2 separate regions of the Mus musculus genome follow, and region 2 is linked to region 1. The links are chromatin loops, found by intact Hi-C in ENCODE. Cell type or tissue: left cerebral cortex. All regions are shown on one strand.

The links. A loop is a pair of places that touch in the nucleus more often than their neighbours do. Peaks named below come from ENCODE experiments on the same cell type or tissue, not always from the same donor. Only the 100,000 strongest peaks of a DNase experiment are listed, where the experiment ranks them.
Region 2: it touches region 1 in a loop (4-fold over the local background); 4 of 42 quality-filtered maps call a loop at or near these places.

The regions. Positions count from the first base shown.
Region 1 is chr19:6,837,018-6,845,017 of GRCm38, forward strand. Rps6ka4 (ribosomal protein S6 kinase, polypeptide 4) reads right to left here and starts at 3,610. Exons shown (of 18, transcript NM_019924.2): 1 at 3,476-3,610; 2 at 3,317-3,388; 3 at 2,443-2,661; 4 at 2,235-2,350; 5 at 1,038-1,145; 6 at 739-819; 7 at 563-666; 8 at 310-460. The coding sequence starts at 3,530. It overlaps Ccdc88b (coiled-coil domain containing 88B), which reads right to left. Exons shown (of 27, transcript NM_001081291.1): 27 at 7,606-8,000. In left cerebral cortex, a CTCF peak has its summit at 3,650; DNase peaks (open chromatin) are centred at 2,848, 3,665 and 3,920; H3K4me3 peaks cover 2,013 bases; H3K27ac peaks cover 1,740 bases.
Region 2 is chr19:6,496,076-6,504,075 of GRCm38, forward strand. The region is part of intron 17 of Nrxn2 (neurexin II); the gene reads left to right. It overlaps Gm52381 (a long non-coding RNA gene), which reads right to left and starts at 1,180. Exons shown (of 2, transcript XR_003952843.1): 1 at 278-1,180. In left cerebral cortex, no CTCF peak of the experiment used is centred here; DNase peaks (open chromatin) are centred at 1,370, 1,571, 2,525, 3,814 and 6 more places; H3K4me3 peaks cover 7,051 bases; H3K27ac peaks cover 7,082 bases.

The DNA.
Region 1 (8,000 bases):
ATACCCACAAATGGATGGATGCTCTTGCTGCATGTCAGATAGATGCCAAATCTGATGACTGTATATAAACAGAAGACAACAGCTAGGAAAGGCCACTCAGTGAGATCACATGTGAAGGCTCCGTGCTAGTTCACGCATTCCCAGGGAGCTGCCCAGTGAGTGCCCTGAGGACAGTGGGGTCTGCACATTCTGCCCTTTGACCTCTTATTGTGTGTAACATCGGAAAAGATGGAATACATTTGTGCTCCCCATGCTGCAGCCCGGCCTTCAGAGGTGAAGGACCTATGAGGTCATACATTAAAGCCTCACCTGGAAGAAGGGGTGACTCTTGACTTCCTGCGCACCCTGGGGACCTGCGCCCAACCTCTTCTTAGGGTCCTTGCACAGCAGCCGCTGTAGCAGGTCCTGTGCCACAGGCCCAATCCGGAGAGGGAAGGGAGGGGAGCACTTCAAGATCCGTCTGGGAGGATGGGTGGGGTGTCAGGGGCAGCAAGCCCCCTCCCAGCCCAGCCCAGGAAGGCCGTATAGCCCTCAGCTACCCTCCATGACCTGTACAACTCACCGGGACACCTCAGCCTGAGTGTTCCTCTCTCCCTCCAGTGTGAAGGGTGAGGCCCCTGTCAGCAGCTCGAAGAGCAGGATACCCAGGCTCCACCAGTCCACAGCCTATGGAGCAGGGCCAGAGTGAAGGCCTTGTGCACTAGCCCCACCCCTGCCACCTTCACCCTGACAACCCACCTTGCCATGTCCAGCCTTGCTTCGGATGATTTCGGGAGCCATGTACTCGATTGTGCCACAGAAGGAGAAGGTCCGCTCTTTCTGAGAAGCCAAGAGGACCCATTTGTATACCTTATTTGTATACCTTAGCTTCACCCCTACCCCAAGGGCCCTAAAGGCTTAGAGCAGAACTTGCTCAAATTAGAAGATTCTGGGAAAACAGTGGGAACCTTGGTACCCGACCACTCTGCAGCCCCCTCCCAGGGGGCTGACACGGAGGGAGCAGGTCAAAGGCCTGGCTGGGAGCGCCACTCACTCACCTCCTCCGTCAGGAACTCCTTGCTCAGCCCAAAGTCTGTAAGGACGATGTGACCTTCTGAGTCAAGTAAGACGTTCTCCAGCTTCAGGTCCCGGTAGATGATACCCAGCTGTCAGGAGCAGATGGGACGTTGAGTGCCACCCTGAGAGACACACTACACAGCCACAGCCCTGTGGGTCCCTGCGGGTCCCTGTAGGTCCCCACGTAGGATAAAGAGATGCCCTGAAGATCTTTCACCTGCAGGGAGAACTCCAGGGCAGGATAAAGCTGGGCAGAGCTAGTTATTAGATAAGAAAAGCCACTGGATCCAGGCATGTAAACTCATGCCTATCCTCCTAGTGCCCAGGAGGCTAAGGCAGCCAGCTGAGGCTAGCCGAGGTTAGCCAGCAATTACCAGGAGAGCCGGGTTACTGAGCAAGACCCTCAAAACAAAACAACGAACAAAGAGGAAAAGGAAGAGATCAAAGAGAAAAAAATAAGGACCAAGGCTGGGTGGGACTGGTTAGAAGAGCACCTAGCATGGGGCCCTGGGCTGGGTCCCCAGCACCCCATGAAACCAGGAGTGATCAACAAGCCTGAACTCTCAAAGAGACAAGGGCTGCAGGATTCGAAGTTCAAGGTCATCTTGACTACACAGGGATCTGAAGGCCAGCTTGGGCTACATGAGATGGCTACAGGAAGAGTTAAACAGGGGACCATCGAGAGGGCTCAGCAGAGAGAGTGCCGGCAATCTGAGATGGATCTCAGAACCCATGCAAAGGTGGAAGGATATTGTTAATGTCACAGAATCTGACCCACACATGTGCTCTGGCACATATGCACATACACACACCACACATGCACAAAATAAAAGCAAGTAAGAAGGGACTCAAGAAGGGCCACCAAAGGTACCCTGCATTGAGAAGTCCTGTGCACAGGCCCCAAGGCGCCCAGGAGTGTGAACAAAAAGCCCCATTTCAGAGGTCTTGGTAACTGAGGTCTGAGGTCACCACTTAAGGAAGTCCGATGAAGGTTAGCCTAGGTTCCTGTTGGAGGAAAGCCCCTTCCAGAAGGTTCTGGAGCAGAAGACCCTTCCAGGTAGTGCTGTCTCAAGCAGTTCTTTCAAGGTCCCCGCCCAGGCCACCCCTGAAACAGGAAGCCCCTCATTAGGTTCAGGGCAGTCCCAGGAGAGCAGCCAAAAGGCAGGGCCGTCTCTTACCTTGTGCAGGTGTTCCAGGGCCAGCACAATCTCGCCCCCATACACTCGAACCTCAGCCTCCTTGAAGTACTGGCGCTGGTAGAGGTGAGTGAACATCTCACCACCGCTCACGTAGTCTGGGAGTGAGGAGACGTTGAAATGTTTCCCTACAAGGTAGCCTAATCTAACTCCCGTCCCTCTCCAAAGCTGAGATGTGACAGGCCCTCACCCAGGATGAGGTGCAGCTTGGCATCCGTCTGGAAGGCGTAGTGCAGTGTGACCAGGAAGGGTGCTTGGCGAACCAGCTCCAGCACCGAGCGTTCGGTGCGGGTATGCTCCTGTGTCTTCGCGCGCTGCACCAACGCCGCCTTGCGTAGCACCTTCATGGCATAGAGCTTGCCCGCGTCGTGCCCACCCGTCTTCCGCACCAGGAACACCTTCCCATAGGCTGTGGGAGCAGCAAGCAAGCGGTTGGAAGGTGGGCTGTAAGTGCGAGGGCGGTGCAGACTGGTGGGAAGGGGGGTGCAAAAGGCTGACAGAGCCTTCTAAGGAGAAGGTGAGCCCTCCCTGGAGGGTGCTCGGTTAAGCCTGAAAAGCAATTTGCAGTGCAAACTAGCCTGGGGAGCTTGCAACTCCAGAAGGCCTGCGGGGCGGGGAAGGGGCGGGGCACGTGCAAACCTGGGATGATCAAGAGAGCTGAGAAAAGATGAAAACGCTGGCACCGGAGGCAGAGGCGCGCTCCCAGTCAGCGGAGGGATGTGCAAACCCGGACTGGGGAATTTGCAAAATACAAGAGTGGGGCTCGCAAGGGAAGATGGGGAGAGAAGCTGTGCAAAGCTCTTGGGAGGGAGTCAAAACCCCAAAGAGGCTAGGAAATCGCGGCAGGGGGCACGCACGCATAGGACTTTGCAGAGAAGAGTCCTGTCAACGTGGACGCCCGGCAAGTAGGCTCGGAACCCTGGTACGGTAGGGCGGGGCGGGCAAGGGGAGCTATGCCGGGAAAGGGTGGGGGGACCTCCCCAGCAACCAGGCCCAGGCCCAGGTCCAGGCGAGTGGGCGGGCAGAAGGCCCAAAGCACCATGCCAGTGAAAGCGGTTTCTCACCTCCCGTGCCCAGCACCTTGAGCAGCGCGAAGTTCTCCACGCTCACCTTCTCCTCATGCCCGGTGAGGTTGGCTGCGGACACAGGGGGGCGAGTGAGCCCAGAGGGTCGCTGACTCTTGCCACCCGTCCGGGAGAGCCGCCTCGGGATCCGGCACCCACCTTCGGTGATCTGCAGCTCCACGGCGCAGCCCTCGTCCTCATCCTCGTCTCCCATGGCGGGCGGGTCGCTGGGGCCCGCGCGGCTGGGGCTACGGGCGGCGCCGGTTACATGGCGGCTCCGGCCGGGGCGGGTGCTTCCTGGTGCCGCCTCTGGGGCCGAGCGGGCGCCGGCACCGCCTCCCGGCTCCCAGCCCGCCCCGTGCGGCCTGAGTCAGGCGGCTGGAACGTGACGGAGCGGGGCTGCGGGTGGGAAGCATCAGACGGTGGCAGGGTCTCCTGGCCCCGGGACCAGTGAGAGCCGTGCAGGGCCTTTGGGTGACATGTGGCTGCAGCTGGAGTAAGCCTCCTAGCCAGGTGTCTGTCCAGCAGGATATGGAGGACACTAGAGGTCTGTGTCCCAGGATTTGAGGAGGGCTGCCCACCCAGGCTGATGGAGCCCTCCCTCCCACGTGGCAGCCTTGCCTCTTCTGCTCCTCTTAGCCAACAGACACAAATCACAGCCCACTTCCTTCTTTAGGACCACTCGTTACACTCGTTAAGCTCAGCAAATACACTGGAGATCTTTATATTCCCTGGACACAGGAGCCCTAGGCTCTTGATGCTGGGCCGGCAATGGGCATCCTGAGAGTACACTTCAGAAACAGGAAGCCACTTTACATGGGTAAAGTTGCTTTTGCCCCAAAGGAGACCAACTGAGTTGGATGCCTAGTTCCCTCCCACATGGTAAAAAGAAAGAACCGACTTCCACAAGCTGCCCTTAGATCTAAGTGCCTGCACCTACATACAATGCAAACATATGGCATAATATAAAATAAATGTAATTTCAAAAAGAATTAAAGAGGGAGCCTGCAGGGCTGATTGCACAAGGACCCCACTCCACCTTTCCCAGGGAGCCCCACCCTCCCTGGGGCAGCCTCGGGTGCCCTGACTCACATCCTGCCACCCAGCCTAATTGTCCCTGTATTCGTTTGCTTCTTTGTTGCTGTGATAAAACGTTCTGACTTAAAGCAGCTTGGGGAAGGGGCAGTTATTTGGTTTGCAGGCTACAGTCCATAACTGAGGGAAGTCAAGGCAGAAACTCAAGGCTGGAACCTGGAGATCAGAACTGAAGCAGAGACCATGGAGGAGCACTGCTTATGATGAGGAGCACTGCTTATGAGGAGCACTGCTTACTGACTTTCATCCCTTGACTTTTTCAGCTAGCTTTATTACATAACCCAAGCCCATCTAGCTAGGGATGTATCACCCACAGTGACTTAGGCCTTCCTATAATCAATTTGCAATCAAGAAAATGCCTCCACAAATATGCCCATGGGCTAATCTGCTGGAAGCAGTCTCTCAGCTGTGAGGTTCCCTCTACCTAGGTGTCTAGTTTGACAAAAGAACTATGACATTTCACCCCGTCAGCTCGTCTGTGTTAAAGCATAGCCTTTCCTTTCTTATTTGTCCTTAAGGTCTCATGCTAGCATCCCAATATTTTAAGAAGGTAGCATACACCTTTAATCCCAGCACTCAGAAGGCAGAGGTAAGTGGACCTCTGAGTTCGAGGCCAGCCTGGTCTACAGAGTGAGTTCCAGGAGAACCAGGGCTACACAGAGAAACCCTGTCTCAAAAAAAAAACAAAACAAAACAAAAACAAAAAGCAAACAAACAAAAAAACCAATAACTGGATAGTCTTTATTATCTTTTTAAATAAAATCTAGTCTCTTAAATGTGGGCTACTGTAAAGTCTAAAATACTGACATACTTTAAGATTTCTTTATTTTATTTATTTATCTTCTGGCCTCAAATCATTGAAGCTGCTCTGCTCTGCTAGCCTGCCATCCACAGAACACATGGCTTGTCTTGAAGGCTTGAGTCAGTTCCTTTCCACAACTGCTGCTGTCCTTAGCATTTGTCCCACATTCCTGGTATCTCCCAGATCCTGAGGTCTCCACTGCGACTGAGACTGGACCTTCACCACAGACCTCCTGGCCCCCTTCTGGGACTCTGACCTTGCTACATGGTACCAAGCCTCAGCTGTTCTCCATGACCCTTCCAGGCCTTTGAAACCAGTACCATTTGGAAGCCTCTTACACATTGTTTGCCAAGTTTGATTGACAGCTTAAGATGCAGCCTTGGCCCCTACTTGGCCACAGCTTCTGTGTGGTGACCCTGAGAAACATTCTCCACAAGATTTTGCCTCAGTGACACTGGTTTCTTATTAGTAGTAGCTGAGTCAGCCCTAGCTGACAAACATTTGTTGTCTCAGTAAATCAAAGGTTTCACTGATTTTTTTTCCTCCTGTTTTTTTGGGACGGGATTTCTCTGTGTAGCCCCAGCTATCCTGGAATTTGCTCCATCGGCCAGACTAGCCTCAGACTCAGAGATTCACCTGCCTCTGCCTCCTGGGTGCTGGAATCAAAGGTGTGCACCACCACAGCCCAGATCACTTCTACTGATTCTTATTTCAAATATATCATATGGATAACCCTGACAAACTCTGAAACTTCACAAGCCAAGCCACCATTGTCTGCACTGCTCTCACTGTGGTCTCCAAGTTCCCACAACAGTTCCTTAAGCTCTGAGCACTCGACAGCATACAAGCCACATGGTCCATCAACTTCTATATTAGTTTGCTTCTCTGTGACTGTGATTTAAAAAAAAATACTCTGGCAAAAAGTAACTTGTGGGAAAAAAAGTTTTAGCTGGCAAGCCAAGCCAAGCCAAGGCAAGAACATAGAGGTAGGAACTTGTAGCTGTCTTTTGCTACTTTGTGGGGTTTTTCTCCCACTCTTCTCTACCCCTTTTCTCCCACCCTTTCAATTTCCTAACACAGGGTAAGAGAGAAAAAAGGATAGAGGGGAAAGGAAAGAGATCCCTGAAGAAAGCCAAGGTGAGAAAGGAGGGAGACATTATTGTTAGACTTCCTGCTGACTAGGGGTTTCCAGTTCCTTGGTGCAAGTTTAATCTTCACCATCAGGTTATCTAATTTCTTCTTGTTTCTTCTTCGTGCACACGACTTAACAACCCACGTAGCCTCTCAACCCACGTAGCCTCTCAAGGGCCCTAGTGTCTGTTTATATACCCTTTGAGAACTCCAGAATTCCAAAAGTCACATAACACAGTCTCAGGAACTCTCTGCCCCATATCCCACACCTGGGATTAAAACTAAAATACATTCACATAATATTTCTGTGGTTTTCAAAGAAACCAAAATTCCAGAGTTGTCCCAGCAGGAACTGGAGTGGAGACCATGGAGTGGAGACCGTGGAGGGATGCTGCTTGTTCCCTTGCTTCCTCTGCCGTGCTCGGCTGCCTTTCCTTCCTTCCTTCCTTCCTTTCTTTCTTTCTTTCTTTCTTTCTTTCTTTCTTTCTTTCAAGATTTTTATTATTTTTAACTGGTGATCATGGAAGCCAGAGGCATTCCCTAGAGCTGGAGTTACAGAAAGCTGTGAGCTTCCCAATGTGGGCCTTGCAGAAGAGCAGTGAGTGCTCTCAACTATTGAGCCATGCCTCCAGGGTCTCTCCTAGCTTTTTTATACAGCCCAGGATCACCTGCCTAGGGACATAGCATCACAGTGGACTGAGCCATCCTACATCAATCAAGAGAATGCCTCCGTAGACACTCCCGTATGCCAATCAGATGGTGACAATTTCTCTGTTAGCTTTCCTCTTCCCAGGTGTCAAATTGACAACTAAAGCTGTATCAGTTCCCTTTTGTCATCCTGGTGACCCAGCTCAGAGATGTGCCATACCACCTCTTATAGAAACCAGACTGTGAGCTCCCTGAGGAGCTGACCAGGGGTTTCCAGTTCCTTGGTTCCTCCAAAGCGGTTGGGTGGGGGAAGATGAGGAGGTTGGAAAACATGGAGAGAGAAAAGTGCCCTGAGAGGCAGGGTCAGGCCAACTAAGTTCACTGTTCTCATATCCCAGACCCCAGGTCTCATCCGCTGTTAAATGCCTACCCAGGCCCTGCCCCCATTGGCTGGTTACCTGGCGGGCTCATGCAGGTTTTCACAAGGCCAAATGGCCACACTATGATTCCTTTTGCTGCCTGATCCAGGCATGGCTCCCTGACTACAGAAGCCCACAGCAATAGACGTCCCCAGCACCTCCAGTCTCCCACAAGCAGCCAGCAGACACAGAACCCAGATTCAAGGGGTTTCAGCTTTATTCTTCTTTCCCTCGTGTCCCAGACAATGCTCAGATATCAGCCCAGGCCTGTCCCCAGGGAATGGGCCTTAGCTCCCCATCTAGAGCTGGCAGAGGGTTTTCTTGCCCACTCTTGCCAGCCGTCTTCAGCTGGGGAGTCTCCCAGGGATCGTCTCCTTGGTGAGGGCTGTACTTCAGAGCAAGAGCCCTGGCCAGGAGCTCCCGGTTTGGACCAATCATCTCCCCTGTCCACAGCCTCGTCCCAGCTCCTTCTCAGAGCCCCAGTATAGGCTGTGGGGGACCTGAGAGCCCAGGCCTCTTTGTCCAAGGGGTCTTCTTGGGGTCCCCTGGTCCCCCGGCTCTTGGGCTGCCTGGGAGCCCCACTGACCCT
Region 2 (8,000 bases), 340 kb before region 1:
GAGCTTGCTTTTTTTCTTCCTTCCTTCCTTCCTTTGTCTCAGAAACAGAGTCTCGCTATGTATCCCAGGCTAGACTCTAGCTTGAGATAGTTTTTCTGTACTGGTCTATCAAGTGCTGGAATTCTAGACATTAGCCCCACACCTGGCTTGTCCAGGATCTCGACTGCACCCGTGAGCTCACCGTGACAGTTCTGCACCAGATGGAATCTGGAACCAATACTCCGGCCTCTCCCGCCCCTTCTTCTCTCAGCAGGGCCTTCCTTCCCTCTCCACTCACCTGCCCAACTTGTGCTCAGTTCAGGGTCTCTTTACATTGTTCTTCTTTTCTCCTCTGCCTCCTGCATTGCTTGCTCTCCCCTGTCCAAGCAGGTTGATGTGAGTGTGAAGGTTGCATCCAAAGGTGAGGGAAGGGATTTTATCTGCACGTGTCTCTGGGGGCCATGGCAAGTACTTCTAATCCACCCCCAAGTGTGGAGAGCAGATCCCAGTGAAAGGGGCCATCCTAAGACAGAAAGGTTTCTTCAGCTGGATGTAATCAGACCTGGAAGCCTTTGTCCTTCTGAACAACTGTCCTGGAGAACCCTGGGGAGCTAGGGGCTGAGGCTAGGAGACAGGAGAACTGGGGAGGGGAGGAGGGAGGGCTGCAGAAAAGGAAGGGGGCCTTGAATAGGACCAGGCAAGCACCTTGGTAGTCAGGGGTGTGAGTGTGTGTGTGTGTGTGTGTGTGTGTGTGTGTGTGTGTGTGTGTGTGAGAGAGAGAGAGAGAGAGAGAGAGAGTGTGTCTCCAGTGCCTTTGGGGCTGTGGATGGGTTGTTTCTGTAGCTATGGATGACTGAGTTTTAAGGGGGTGGGGAGTTTATGTTGGCCATTCATTGCCTATAATCAACATGTATGTGTGTCTGTTTCTCTGCAAACATTTGGTATGCCAATATCTGATCACACACATGTATATATGTGTCCGATCTGTGTGCCTCCTGGCACACTGGTACCTATAGGGATGCGTGGGTGTTTTCTTACCCGAACCGGTCCACAAACCAGCGTGCACATGTGTTTCAAGGGGGAACAGCTAAAGAGGGCTGTGGCCACATCTCTGCGAGCTGGACCAGCAAGCACTTTTGGGTTTCGTCCAGATGGGGGAGGGGTGGTGATGGTGGTGGTGGTGGTGGAGGAGGAGGAGGAGGAGGAGGAGGAGGAGGAGGAGGAGGAGGAGGAAGAGAGCGGCCTCTCTTGCTAGCCTCAGTCCTGTTCAATTATTCAGCAGGGCCCCTTCTCCCGGAGGGGGGTGGCGGTGGTGGTGGTGATGGTGATGGTGGAAAGCGCGCTCCCGAGCGCGGGGGAGGGGCGGGGCGCGCGCATAGGAGAGGCGAGCGGCGAGCGGGCTAGCCAGGTGCCACGCCGTGGAGCTGCCCAGCGCCGCCCGCAGATCGGGAGCCGCTCGGGTCCCTCCGCCCTGCCCCCCCTCCTCCTGCGCTTCCCCTCCCCTCCCTTCCTTTCCACCGTCCCTCCCTCCCTCCCTGTGTCCCTCCCTCCCTCTCCCTTCTAGCCCTCTCAGCCTCTGCAGCAACACTCCGCTGCCTCCATCTCTCCGCCGGAATCTCGCAGGCTCGCGCCTTTCCTCTGCTTGGCCCCGCTCCCCTCTTCTCCTCTCCCCTCCTCTCCTCTCCCCTCACTCCCCCATCACCCGGATTTGCTTCCCTCCCCCTCCTCCCGCCCCCCTCCCCCGGCCGCTCCCTCCTTCCTTCTCTGGCCTCTGTCGGGCAGCAGCGGCGCCGGGTCGGTTCCGCGGGGCTCTCGCTTTCGGGGGAGCCGGGCCTCTGTCGCTTCTGCGCACCCCATCTCCCGCCCCGCTGGGTTTTTCCGCAGGATTTCCCTACCGTCCCCTCCCCAGCACCATGCCCCCACCCGCTGGCCGCTGACGGCCCTCTGCGCCGGCCCGGCCCCGGCCTGAGGGGGGACCCCTAGCCGCCCGCGATGGATCCAGGCTTCACGGACCTTGGCCTTCCCGCTGCGCGTACCCCGGATTCCCCGGCGGGATCCAGTTGATTTGCTTGGCTCCGGACTGAGGCTCGGGCTCTGGTTTTCCTTCGCTTCACCCCTACCCCCCTCTCGGAGCTCGCAACCGGAGGGGGGCTTCGCGGGGCCGCGCAGCCCCGCGTCCCCGCCCCCGGCCATGGGGCTGTAAGGTGGCCGCCCCCGGGCCGAGATGCCCCCCGGGGGGAGCGGGCAGGGGGGGTGCCCGCGCCGCCCCCCCGCCCTGGCCGGGCCCCTGCCGCCACCGCCGCCGCCGCCGCCGCTGCCGCTTCTGCTGGGGCTGCTGCTGCTGCTGGGGGCGGCTGAGGGGGCCCGGGTCTCGTCCAGCCTCAGCACCACCCACCACGTCCACCACTTCCACAGCAAGCACGGCACCGTGCCCATCGCCATCAACCGCATGCCCTTCCTCACCCGCAGCGGGCACGGTAAGTGGCGCCCCGACGCCGGCGGACTGGCTTGTGGGGCTTGGGTGCTCCGCCCAGGCCCCGGGAGCCCCGAGGGCCGCACCCCGACTGTGCACTCTCGGAGCTGGGCTTTGCGGCGGCGGAGCCCCTTCACCTCCCATCTCCAGCTCCCATCATGCCAGCCCCACCCTCACCTCCATCTCTCCATTCCTCCTGCTCACCCTCATCCCTGTCTCCATAAGTGCTTCCTAGTCTCACCTGCACCTGCTCTTCCCCAAGTGCTTTGTTAGCCTCTGTCTCTCCCAGAGCCCTATCGCCTGTCCTTTCACCCTGTCTGTCCCTCCTTGAATCCCTCTTCCCTATCACCTCCATCCATCCCCTTCCGCGGCTGGTGTGCTACCTTCCACCTCTGCCTACCTGGCAACCTTCCCTTTTCTTTTCCATTCCTGGCCTTCCACCATCCCTCAAACAATTCACTCAGTCTGCGGGCCCCATCATCTGCACCCCGATTGTACGATTGTACTCTCATCTTTGGTACCTACTCACCTTCCATCCCCATCTCTGCTCTGCTTCCAGTTGTGACCCTCCCCATGTCACCCCCTGAGCCCAGTCTCTCTGCTTCCAGGCTCCTCGTCACCTCTCCTGTGTCAGCCCCAATCACTCCATTCACTGCCAGCCCAGTCCTTCATACCCTCTGTCTCCAAGCCCCTGCCCTTCCTTCTTGAACAGGCCCTGCCACTTTATACTTCAGACTCACTTCCCCTCTAGACCTCAGGCCTTCATTCCTCCATATCTGAGACTCCCCCACCCCCAGGATTCTCAGGAAGCCATCTCTTCCCAGCTCTGTACCTGTCACCTCCTGTCTATGTCCCTCAGACTCTAGGAGCCTGTCACTTTCCATTACTGTACCCCACAACATCTATGCCGGGTGCCCCGTTTCCTGACACACCTGCCCATCTTGGCGACTGTTGCTTTTGTCTCAGGCCCTCCTTCACGTGCCATCTCAGGGCTTCAGCCACCTCCCATCCGGAGACCCCATCAGCTCTGGGTTTAATTTATTTATCACTTCCCGCTCCGTCCTGCACCCCAGCTTCATCTCCCTCACCGTGTCCTTCAGTTAAGCCCCTACCACCCCCATTCGTGCTCCTCTTCTGCCGGCCCCCATCTCCAGCCCTCATCACCTCCCGGCCCAGGCTCCCTGCCCACCGCTGGGCTCTCCTCTCCATCTCTGAGCCCTCCATCCCTTGCTGTCTGAGCACTGTGCTCCTCAGCTCTCTCCATTCTCCCCTCTCAGGGCTTTCATCTCCTCCCTGCCATCTCAGTGCCTTGCCATCCTCATTTCAGACCGTCCCTCACCTTCCCTGCTCAGCCCCATTGCTGTTCCTCCATCACTGTCTACAACCATGCTATTGTGTCCCGTCCATTCCCCTCAGTGCCTCCCATTTCCACACTCTTGGTTTTCCCATGACTGTTCTGTGTCTGCAAGAAGCCCCCTGATCTCCACACCCCATGTCATATCCGGTCTTTCTGTCCCTGTCCCTCCCTGCCCCCCATATGCCACTACTTTGTTTCCTCCATTCCCCAGGAGCAGTCTCTTCAGGTCCCTCTGTTCCCTCTCTGCCATCTCAGCTACCATCCCTACCACAGGCAGCACTCTCCACTTCTCCTTTCCCACATCCTCACCCCAGCTCTGCCTCTTCAGGGTCTCTCATGCCCTTCCCTTACCCCTGCCTCCTTGCTGTTCTCTTCTGGCTCTCCTCAGATACTCAGACAGAACATTCTAGGCAATGGTGCTAGGTATTAGGAAAGGGGTCCAGGTGCACTGGAGGGGAGCCCTGTGGGGAAAGAGGGGCAGACATGAAAGAGACGGCAAGGTGCTGGCTCAGAGATGATGGGCAGGTGGAGAGGAGAGCCCAGGAGCTGGCAGGGGCAGGAGTCAGGCAGAGGGAACAGGAATCCAGGCTTTCCTGGACTGTGCAGGGTGCTTTATTTCTCTACAGTGTTAGATCTCCCAGAAAGGTCTTGTCACCGCCCCTGATGCTCCGAGACACGGTCAAGAGAATGGGGCCAACAACTATAACATGTTGGCATGAGCATTGCCTGTGTGTGTGGGGTGTCTTCCCAGGGTAGAAGGAGGTAAGGATGAGGGGGAGGGCAGCTCGGGACACTGATGAAGTGGTGGAGAGGCTGAAAAGGATTCAGGGGGAAGGAGGGGACTAAGGAAATCTACAAGAGGAGAAAGCAGTTTCTCATGACTGAACCCCTCTCTGCTCACCTCAGCTATGGGGAGATGAGAGAACTGGCCTCCCCTGGGACGCCTCCCTGGGCTGGAGGCCAGCCAGCTTTCCTCCTGCTCCAAGGCTCCCTAGTGTGAGGGCAGTGCACTTTCTCTTTCTCTCTCTCTCTCTCTCTCTCTCTCTCTCTCTCTCTCTCTCTCTCTCTCTGCATGGACACCTGCTTCTCTGCTTCTCTACTGAGTCTCCTTGCCTTCTTCCCTGCTCACAGCTTTCCCACTCTCCCTCCCATCCCCCAAGCCCTCCCATTACATAATGTCCCTTCCCACCTGACATTTCTGTACCTGATGTCACTGTAGGGTATGGGGTGACCAACACACCTGGGACCTAAAATGGACAGAGGAGATGACACCTTTCTGGTCTTTCTGGTCATGGACCCCTTCATCCCAGTACTGGTCTCTGAATCTTTGATGAGCTCTTTTCTAGTCCTCCCGAGAGCCCACGAAGGCAGACCAACTCCCACTCAGTTCAGCAGCTTCCAGCAGAAGAGGGCTATCATGTAGTTTGGTTCTGTGGATGAGTATATAACTTAGATTCCTGACTGAATGGTGTATGGCCAGGATGAAGCTAAGAGCTGAGGTATGTAGATGAAGAGAGAGTTTAGCTGTCAGGGCCTGTGCAGAAGCCCCACCCCCTGGCTGTGGTGTTCTCCTGGGAAGATTTGTTGATAACAGAAAGCACCTAAGACCCGGGCTTTTCTGGATAATGCAGAGGCCTTATCCCTTGACCGCTCTAGATCTCCCAGAAAGCTTCTGTGCTGGCTTCTGATGTTCCTGGGGCACTGGCACACAGAGCCGCATGTGTGCTTTGAGCCCCCGGGGCATGACTGCACGGGCAGTTTTTAAATGGAGTAAATGCTGTGAGTCTGGGTTCCTGAAACATTGTTGATGGTTAGTTGTTTTCTTTCTAGAATGTAGGGATGTGTGTGTGTGTGCATGCATGTGTTGACTATATGATCATATCTAGTGTTTTATGGCTCTGTGAATTTCTGGGTCTAGGAAGCATTGAGGTGACTGTTGAATGTGTGCAGAAGGTGACATCTTATGTCTGATTAGAAACTCTTGCCATGGGCTTCCAGCGGTGTGGGTCTGGCCAGCATGCTATGCATAGTCAGCTCCCAATTTACCAGTGTGGAAAAGAACAATTGGTCTATACCAGTCTTGGGCAACACTGGAGCCTGCTTTAGTCCCCTTTGCTTCTCAAAACCTTTCTGGATGCTGTCAAGTTACAGATGTGGAGTGTTATCCTGGGCACCAAGGCTGGCATGCCTTCTTCTGGGAGGGCTAGAGAGTTTGCTTGCCTGGCAGAGCTGTGGGAAGCGCCTCCGGAGCGTGGCCGGAGGGGCGGGGCTTGGCAGAAGCTCCGCCTCCAGCACCCGACCTCCTCGTAAACCAAGCCCTCTGTCCCCGCCCGTGCGGGAGCAGTGGTGCTGGGGAGAGAAATGTCTCCCTGGGGTAATTACTGCAGCCCCAGCCCAATAAACCATTCATCCTTTCCCTCTTCTGCCCAAGAAGTGTCTCTCCACCCTGGTTCCCCCCCACAGTATAATAAATGCCCTTCGGCTTTAACAGGTCCGCCCAGCACAGTAAACTGGCTGCAGTGTGAGAACAGCTGGATCATAAATCCTGGGGGAGGCCGGGGCTGGGAAGCGGGAGGGCTGGGGCGCGGGCGCCCATTTGTACCTCGCCGGCCCCTGCCCTTGGCCGCCCGCGGAGGCCTGTCTTTGTGCGTTTACCGCCATGTTTCCCTGGCTGCCTCGACTCCTGTGGCGGGGTCTGCCTCTCCGGTCTGGGGCTTTGTGTGCAGTTGGGTGCCTCGCGACCCGCGCGTGGGTGTGGGGTCTAGGTGTGCGTCACTTGGAGCTGGGTCTCCTTGTAAGGGCTGGGACTTGGGTTGTTGGCACACATCTCAGATCTCTCCGGCTTTCCTGTCTAACCCGGCACCTGGCTTGCTGCTGTTCCGGTGCTATAGAAGCAGGAATGGCGCTGTCCATGGTGATGAGCGTGCTGATGGCTTCCAGCAGGAAAGCCGGCAGGAAGGGCCTCCTTTTTAGACCTGGCAGATTTGGGACCAGACTCCATGTAGATGGAGTTTCCTTCCCTGGTGTTAAAGGACCAAACAGCCTGATGAAATAGCCCTCTCCCGGGGAGGCCCTGGAACCCGGGGGTCAGGGAGTGTGTAGAGGAAGGTCAACATCTCTGCTCCCCAAACCCAATCTCCCAAATTCAACGTGCAGCTTGTGAGTGAAAGGGAGAGGGAGGACCCTGGGTATTATGGTTGTCATGGAAACAGCCGATTTTCTGGAGTGCTGCAGTGTTGGGAGCTGAGAGACTGTACTGGCTGAGGCATAGCCACTTGGCTCTGCTCTCCAGGCCCAGCCCTTACTAGGCAGTCAGGTAGCCTGCAGTGAGTATGGAGGTGATGCTCTCTGTGTACCTCTCACTGGGACCCGAAGGCCCAGCCTTCCTCACTGTACCTCTAGGGTCTAAGGTAGAAGGCACACCTGAGCCTGCAGGGCCAAAGCTGCTCTCCCCCCCGTCTGCTGGGGTGCTTTCCAAACTACAGGCTGCAAAAAGATGACAATTTTAGACATCCACGTGGTTTCTCCATGTCTGCCCTGCCCCTGAGGTCCCTCCCCATTCTTACTCTGTCAGGAGGGTAGGAGACAAGGAAGAAGCTCAGGGAAGAGCAGGGGACCAGTGCCTTCTCTTGCTCTAGTCTCACCAGTTCTGATGCCAGACTGAAGCCCCCCTTCCCTTCCCAGCCTCTCAAAGCACTCAGAAGTCCCCTCCCTCTCCTGGGGACCTAGAGTTCCTTGATGGATCCCTCTTTCCACCAGACTGCCCAGACTACTAGGGGCCCACTGGGTGAGAGACCCCGGGTCCCTGCTTCCCCTAGACCAGAGTTCTCCACTGTGTTCCCTACTGGCTTGCTGCAGGCTTCCATGCCCAGTCTCCATCTGCATCCCTTTCTCCCTGGCTAGGTCCTCCCTTGAACTCCTTTCCCCATCTCAAGAAGTGCCTTGAGAAGAGTCGTTAGTAGCTGATCATTTAATCAGGCACTTTATGCATCTCATCTGCTCTGGTTATGTCCTAAAGAATGCAGGATGAGTCTCTCCCCTTCCCTTTCTGCAGGCCCAAGAGTCTAGTCCTTCAGGACTCCCAGCAAGGCTCCCTTCCCGGAAACTGGGTGACCAGCCCCCCTCCCACTCCCACCTCCACCCCCAGGGAGCTCAGTCAGCCGCAGGAGGGAACATGGCGACTAATGGGGT